Linked DNA regions of Homo sapiens: region 2 is linked to region 1. A link is an interaction called in ENCODE POLR2A ChIA-PET data of the cell type or tissue named here. Cell type or tissue: PC-9. All regions are shown on one strand.

Evidence for each region. ChIA-PET counts read pairs that join two places held together with the same protein. Peaks named below come from ENCODE experiments on the same cell type or tissue, not always from the same donor. Only the 100,000 strongest peaks of a DNase experiment are listed, where the experiment ranks them.
Region 2: POLR2A ChIA-PET joins it to region 1 with 5 read pairs; 2 of 35 experiments call an interaction of 5 or more read pairs at or near these places.

The regions. Positions count from the first base shown.
Region 1 is chr5:69,452,908-69,456,907 of GRCh38, forward strand. No RefSeq gene overlaps it. Among named protein-coding and RNA genes, the nearest start is that of OCLN, 38 kb to the right of the region's middle. In PC-9, no CTCF peak of the experiment used is centred here; no DNase peak of the experiment used is centred here; H3K4me3 peaks cover 450 bases; H3K27ac peaks cover 332 bases.
Region 2 is chr5:69,240,987-69,244,986 of GRCh38, forward strand. All of the region lies in intron 2 of CDK7 (cyclin dependent kinase 7), which reads left to right. Among named protein-coding and RNA genes, the nearest start is that of CDK7, 8.1 kb to the left of the region's middle. In PC-9, no CTCF peak of the experiment used is centred here; no DNase peak of the experiment used is centred here.

The DNA of each region.
Region 1 (4,000 bases):
ACTTGAGCCTAGAAGTTTGAGACTAGCCTGGGCAACATGGCAAGACCCATCTCTAAAAAAAAAAAAATCATTAAGGCCGGGCCTGGTGGCTCACACCTGTAATCCCAGCACTTTGGGAGGCTGAGGCGGGTGGATCACGAGGTCAGGAGATCGAGACCATCCTGGCTAACACGGTGAAACCCCATCTCTACTAAAAAAAACAAAAACAAAATTAGCCAGACGTGGTGGCGGGCGCCTGTAGTCCCAGCTCCTTGAGAGGCTGAGGTGGCAGAATGGTGTGAACCCGGGAAGTGGAGCTTGCAGTGAGCCAACATTGCACCACTGCACTCCAGCCTGGGCGACAGAGCAAGACTTCCTCTAAAAAAAAAAAAAAAATCATTAAAAATAAGCTGGGTGTGGTGGCGCACGCCTGTGAGCCCAGCTACTGGGGAGACTGAGGCAGGAGGACCACTTGAGCCCAGGAGGTCCAGGGTGCAGTGAGCCGTGTTCATGCCACTGTACTCCACCCTGGGTGACAGAGGGAGACCCTGTCTCAAAAAAAAAAAAAACCAGAAAGAAACCAAACTTTGTTATGTTGCTTACCTTTCTTTTCTGAGGGGCTAGGGTGGTGTGCATTGGAGGAGTGGCCCACAAGTTCAAAAGACCAGGAGGGATGTTACTTCCTTTTCTTTTCTTTTTTTCTTTTTTGAGACAAAGTCTCGTTCTGTCACCCAGGCTGGAGTGCAGTGGTGCAATCACGGCTCACTGCAGCCTCAACCTCCTGGGCTCAAGTGATCCTCTCACCTTAGCCTCCCAAGTAGCTGGGACCACAGGTGCACCTCACCATGCCTGGCTAATTTTTAAAAATTTTTTGTAAAGACACCGTCTCCCTATGTCAGCCAGACTGGTCTTGAACTCCTGGGCTCAAGTAACCCCCTGCCTCTGCCTTCCAAAGTGTTGGGATTATAGGTGTGAGTCACTGTGCCTAGCCCCTTCCTTTTTTTTTTTTTTTTTTAACAATTTTTAAAAGCTGTGGAAAGCTAAGACCAGTGCCCAATAATAAAAGGAAGATGTGGCTTTAATCTCTTAATATAACTTTGAGGCATGACCAGAGAAGTTGGAAGTGCTAGATTCGGTCTATAATTTTTATTTATTTGTTTGTTTATTTATTTATTTATTTATTTATTTATTTATTTATTTATTTTTGAGACGGAGTCTCACTCTGTCGCCCAGGCTGGGGTGCAGTGGCGCGACCTCGGCTCACTGCAAGCTCCGCCTCCTGGGTTCACGCCATTCTCCTGCCTCAGCCTCTTGAGTAGGTGGGACTACAGGCGCCCGCCACTACGCCCGGCTAATTTTTTGCATTTTAAGTAGAGATGGGCTTTCACCGTGTTAGCCAGGATGGTCAGTCTATTATTATTTTTAATCCCGGAAGAAGGAAGAGGGAAGAGTCCGTGGCTCTGATTTTCATCTCTGAATTTCCAAGGACATAACCTAACAAATTCAGCCACCATGCTCTTCCTTCTGTCGTGAAATCTGTTTTATTTTCAACTGGCTTGTGGCAGCTGACTCTGCCTCCTCTCTTCCAGGCTCTGAGATGCCCCTTTTCCCGGAATGACTGTCTTAATCCCATCCAAATATTCAAAGAGGAGGGTGGAGAGGTCTCAGAGAAGCTAATTTTTCGCTTAAATTGAAAAACTGGGGTGGGGTTGGAGCTATTGTTCTTCCTGAAGCTTGCTTCTGCTAGACTTTGGAATTGTCCTCCCAGTGAAAAGGTTTTAAGTTGTAAAAGCCAGCTCAGCAGAGCCCCACCCACATGAATAAAACATTCGTGCAGAAACATAGACTCTTGGTTTCTTCGCAGTCAGAAACCTATGCATGTACTTCACTCTCCCCAGCATCCAATTCATGACCAGGTTCTTTCTTCCTAAACAGCTCTCAAACACTTACCTCCAGGATGCCTTCCATTCATTTTTTTTCAACAAATTTGTTGCCCATCTGCTATATGTCAGGCACTGTGCTAGCTATTGGGAACACAGCAGCAAGCCAAACCTAGTGAAAAAGCCAGGGGAGTTTATCATCTGGCTAACCCCTCCCCAATCAAACCAAACCAAACCAGCTGGGCCAACCCGCACAGCACTCCTCACTGCTCGCTGTTAACTCTCAGCATTTGTTGTTTTTTTTTTTTTGAGACAAGATCTTGCTCTGTCACCCAGGCTAGAGTGCAGTGGCAAAATCACAGCTCACTGCACCCTTGACTTCCTGGGCTCAAGTGATCCTCCCACGTCAGCCTCCCTGGTTGCTGGGACCACAGGCACATGCTGCCGGCCCCAATGGCTTTTTTTTTTTTGAGACAGGGTCTCACTGTGTTGTCCAGGCTGGTCTTGAACTCCTGGGCTCAAGTGATCCACCTGCCTCAGCCTCCCGAAGTGCTAGGATTACAAGCGTGAGCCACCGTGCCTGGCCTCAAATGGCTTTTAAACATAAGAAAATGTGCTCAGCCTCACTCATATAAAGTAAAATGCAAGTTAAAATTATACCAAGGCCAGGGACAGTGGCTCATGCCTATAATCCCAGCACTTTGAAAGGCTGAAGTGGGAGGATTGCTTGAGGCCAGGAGTTAGAGAGCAGCCTGGGCAACAAAGCAAGACCTTATCTCTACAAAAATTGAAAAAAATTTTTAAATTAGCCAGGCATGGTGGCATGTGCCTGTAGTCCCAACTATTCAGGAGGCTGAGGTGGGAGGATCGCTTGAGCCCAAGGAGGTCAAGGCTGCAGCTAGCTGTGATTACACCACTGCACTCCAGCCTGGGCAACAGAGCGAGACCCTGTCTCAAAAAAAAAAAAAAAAAACAAAGTCTTGCTCTGTCGCCCAGACTGGAGTGCAGTGGTGCAATCACAGCTCGCTGCAGCCTTGACCTCCTTGGGCTCAAGTGATCCTCCGGCTTTGCCCTCCCAAAGTGCTAGGATTACAGCCATGAGCCATCATGTCTATATTATATATAATGACCACGTTTTCTTTCTGGCTACATTGTATATAGAGAGCACATATTCTTCATCCTTTCATCCACCGATGGACACTTGGGTTACTTCCACTTTAGCTATTGTGAGTAATGCTGCTATGAACATGGGTGTACAAATATCTTTTGGAGTCCCTGTTTTCATATATATTTTTTTTGAGACGGAATTTCATTCTTGTTGCCCAGGCTGGAGTGCAATGGCGCAATCTCGGCTCGCTTAAGTCGTTTGGAAGTCATTCAATATCACCATATCTAGATCAATGTTGTTTTTGAAATTGTTGGATATTTCAGGGATAATTATGGTTTATATAACCAATTGCTTCCTGTTGGATATTTAAGATTTTTTTTGCTATTAACAAATAATGCTTATATCTATATTTTTGAACACTTGTACAAGTATAAATGCATGGTAAATTCCTAGAGGTAAAATTACTGAGTCAAGAGTTTTACATGTTTTGTGAATTTTGATAGATATTGTAAAGTTGTTCTTCAAAGAACTTTCATTTATTGTTTTCCCACATTTAGCCAACATTAGGTATTACGAAACTTTTTTATATTGGCCAAAACTCACAGGCAAAAGAAAAAGAAAAAAGTCTCATTGTTTTAGCTTGGTATTTATTTGCTTGTGGTTGAGGTTAAATATAGTAGAAATGAAAAACCCAGTACTATAGAAGATAGAGTTGAAGAAATATTCCAGAAAGTACAATAAAAGGAGTAAAATAAAGAGGTTCAAATAGGAGAGTAAAGATAAGAATACTGGTGGATTTATCCAGAAGGTCTAATATGAGAATGATATGAGAAAAAAAGAAAACATAGGATAAAAAAATCATCAAAGACATAGTTCAAAGAAATTTTCTATTGAAGGACAGAACTATCTAGATTGAAAGGGCCTGTTGGCTGGGAAGGGTGGCTCGTAGCTCTAATCCTTGCACTTTGGGAGGCTGAGACTGGGGGATCACTTGAGGCCAGGAGTTCCAGGCCAGCCTGGGTCACACAGCAAG
Region 2 (4,000 bases), 210 kb before region 1:
TTGTTGACAGACGCATAGATTGCCTCCAAATCTTGGCTATTCTGAATAGTGCTGCAATAAACATGGGAGTTCAGATATCTCTTGGACATACAGATTCTGTTGGCATATATACATAGCAATGGAATTGCTAGATCAAATGATAGTTCTATTTTTAGTTTTTTGAGGAACCTCCAAACTGTCCTCCATAGTGGTTGTACTAATTTACATTCCCACCAACAATGTACCTAGGGTTCCCTTTTCTCCACATCCCTCACCAGGATTCATCCTTATCTTTTGGATAAAAGCCATTTAAACTTAGGTGAGATGCTCTCTCATTGTAGGTTTTTTCTTTTTTTTTTTTTTTTTTTTTTTTGAGACGGAGTCTTGCTCTGTCACCCAGGCTGGAGTGCAGTGGCGCAATCTCGGTTTACTGCAACCTCCGCCTCCTGGGTTCAAGCAATTCTCCTGCCTCAGCCTCCTGAGTAGCTGGGATTACAGGTGCACACTGCATCACCACACCCGGCTAATTTTTGTATTTTTAGTAGAGACGTGGTTTCACCTTGTTGGCCAGGCTGGTCTCGAACTCCTGACCACGTGATCCGCCTGCCTCAGCCTCCCAAAGTGCTGGGATTACAGACATGAGCCAACGGGCCCGGCCCTCATTGTAGTTTTCATTTGCATTTTTCTGATGCTCAGTGATGTTGGCACCTTTTCTTATGCTGTCTGCCATTTGTATGTCTTCTTTTGAGAAATACCTACTCAGATCTTTCGCCCATTTTTAAATTGGATTATTAGATTTTTTTCATATAGAGTTGTTTGAGCTTCTTATATATTCTGGATATTAATCTCTTATCAGATGGATAGTTTGCAAATATTTTCTCTCATTCTGTGGGTTTTCTCTTCACTGTGTTGTTTCCTTTGCTCTGCAGAAGCATCTTAACTTGATGTGATCCCATTTGTCCATTTTTGCATTGGTTGCCTGTGCTTGTGGGGTATTACTCTAGAACTCTACCCAGTCCAATGTTCTGGAGAGGTTTTCCACTGTTTTCTTTTAGTAGTTTCATAGTTTGAAGTCTTCAACTTAAGTCTTTAATCCATTTTGATTTGATTTTTGTATATGATGAGAGATATGGGTCTAGTTTCATTCTTCTGCATATGGATATCCAATTTTCCCAGCACCACTTATTTATTTTGTTTGCAACAAAGAAAGAGTTTAATTGTCACAGGGCCAACCAAGTGAGGAAGACAGTAGATAATTCTCAAATCTGCCTCCCTGAGAATTCGGGGGCTAGGGTTTTTCAAGGATAGTTTGGTAGGCAGTGGGCTAAGGAATGGGGAATGCTGATTGGTTGGGTCTTGGATAAAATTGTAGAGAGTTGAAACTGTCTTCTTGCCCTGACTCAGTTCCTAAGTAGTGGTCACAGAACCAGTTGAGTCAGTTTCTTCATATGGGCTCCTGGTCCAAGTGGCACCAGTTGGTCCATCAAAATGCAAGGTCTGAAAGATACCCCAACCACCAGTTTTACGTTTTACAATAGTGATGTTATCTATAGGAGCAATTGTGGAGGTTGCAAAATTCTTGTTACTTTTGGCTACATAACTCCTAAACAATAATTCTAACCTCGTGTAATTTTACAAAGATGCTTTTAGTCTCTGAGCAAGGAGTGGGTTAATTTTGGGAAAGGACTGTTAATCATCTTTGTTTTAAAGCTAAACTTTAAACTGAATTTCTCCCATAGTTAGCATTGCCAACACTCAGGAATGAGCAAAGAGCTTGTGAGATTAAAAGCAAAGATAGGGCCAGGCGCAGTGGCTCATGTCTGTAATCCCAGCACTTTGGGAGGCGGAGGCAGGCGGATCACCTGAGGTTGGGAGTTTGAGACCAGCCTGACCAACATGGGGAAACCCTGTCTCTACTAAAAATACAAAATTATCCGGGCGTGGTGGTGCATGCCTGTAATTCCAGCTACTCTGCAGGCTGAGGCAGGAGAATTGCTTGAACCCAGGAGGTGGAGGTTGCAGTAAGCTGAGATTGCACCTTTGCACTCCAGCCTGGGCAACAAGAGCAAAAACTGTGTCTCAAAAAAAAAGCAAAGATGGAGTCAGCTATATCACGTTTTACTCACTGTTGTAATTTTTGCAAAGGTGGTTTCAAAAATATGCCTTTTTGGCATGTTGATTGTTGTGAGCTGGTTATCCTGAGAAACTGCAGATACAGGAGTAGTTCTGAAAAGTTGCCCTTTTTTAAGGGAAGTGTACGTTTGTAAAGGAGTATCTCTTTGACAGGGTGTCTCCCTCTCTGCACCAGGAAGAGAAGAAAGACTAGAAAGACTAAATCTCTAGAGACTGTCAATGCAGAAGGCATCAACTTAAGTCTGTACAGCAAACCTAACCTCTGCTTAAGGCACAGCACCATTTATTGAAGAAACTGTCTTTTCCTCATTGTATGTTATTGGCACCATTGTTGAAAATGAGTTTGCTGTAGATGTATGGATTTTTTTCTGGGTTCTCTATTCTGTTCCATTGGTCTGTGTGTCTGTTTTTATGCCAATATCATGCTGTTTTGGTTATTATAGCTTTGTTGTATGAAGTCGGGTAATGTGATTCCTCCCTTTTGTTCTTTTTTCTTAGGATAGCTTTGGCTATTCTGGGTCTTTGTGGTTCTACACAAATTTTAGGATTGTTTTTCCTATTTCCATGACGAATGTCATTGGTATATTGATAGAGATTACATTGAATCTATAGATTGCTTTAGGTTGTATGGACATTTTAACAATATTGATTCTTCCAATCCATGAATATGAATTATCTTTCCATTTTTTTGGTGTGTTGTCTTCAATTTCTTTCACCAATGATAGTTGTTTTTTTTTTTTTTTTTTTTTTTTGAGATGGAGTCTCGCACTGTTGCCTGGGCTGGAGTTCAATGGTGCAATCTCAGCTCACTGCAACCTGTGCCTCCCGGGTTTGCGCCATTCTCCTGCCTCAGCTTCCTGAGTACCTGGGATTACAGGCGCATACCACCACAGCTGGCTAATTTTTTGTATTTTTAGTAGAGACGGGGTTTCACTATGTTGGCCAGACTAGTCTTGAACTCCTGACCTCGTGATCCGCCTGCCTTGGCCTCCCAAAATGCGGGGATTACAGGCGTGAGCCACCATACCCGTTCAGTAGTTTTTATTTTAGAGATCTTTCACTTAATTTGGTTAATTCCTAGATATTTAATTTTATTTGTAGCTGTTGTGAATGGGATTACTTTCTTGATTTCTTTTTCAGATTGTTCACTGTGGGCATATAGCAGGGCTACTGATTTTTGTATGTTGATTTTTGTATCCTGCAACTTTTGTGAATTATCAGTTCTAGTCGTTTTTTGGTGGAGTCTTTAGGTTTTCCCAAATATAAGATCATATTGTCACCAGGTGTGGTGGCTCATGCCTGTAATACCAGCACTTTAGGAGGCCGAGGTGGGCGGATCACCTGACCAACATGGAGAAACCTCGTCTCTACTAAAAGTACAAAAAAAATTAGCCAGGCATGATGGCGCATGCCTGTAATCCCAGCTACTTGGGAGGCTGAGGAGGGAGAATTGCTTGAACCTGGGCGGTGGAGGTTGTGGTGAGCCAAGATCACACCATTGCACTCCAGCCTGGGCAACAAGAGCAAAACTCCGTCTCAAAAAAAAAAAAAAAAAAAAAGATCATATCGTCTACAAACAAGAAGAATTTCACTTCTTTGCTTGCTCTTGCTAGGACTTCCAGTACTATATTGAATAACAGTGGTGAAAGTGGGCATTCTTGGTGTGTTCAAGCTCTTAAAGGAAATCAGTTTTTCCCCATTCTGTATACTGACCATGGGTCTGTAGTATATGGCTTTTATTATGTTGAGATATGTTCTTCTATACCCAGTTTTTTAAGAGTTTTTATCATGAAGGGATGTTAGATTTTATCAAATGCTTTTTCAGCATCAATTGAAATGATTATATAGTTTCTGTCCTTCATTTGTTGATATTACATATCACGTTGAT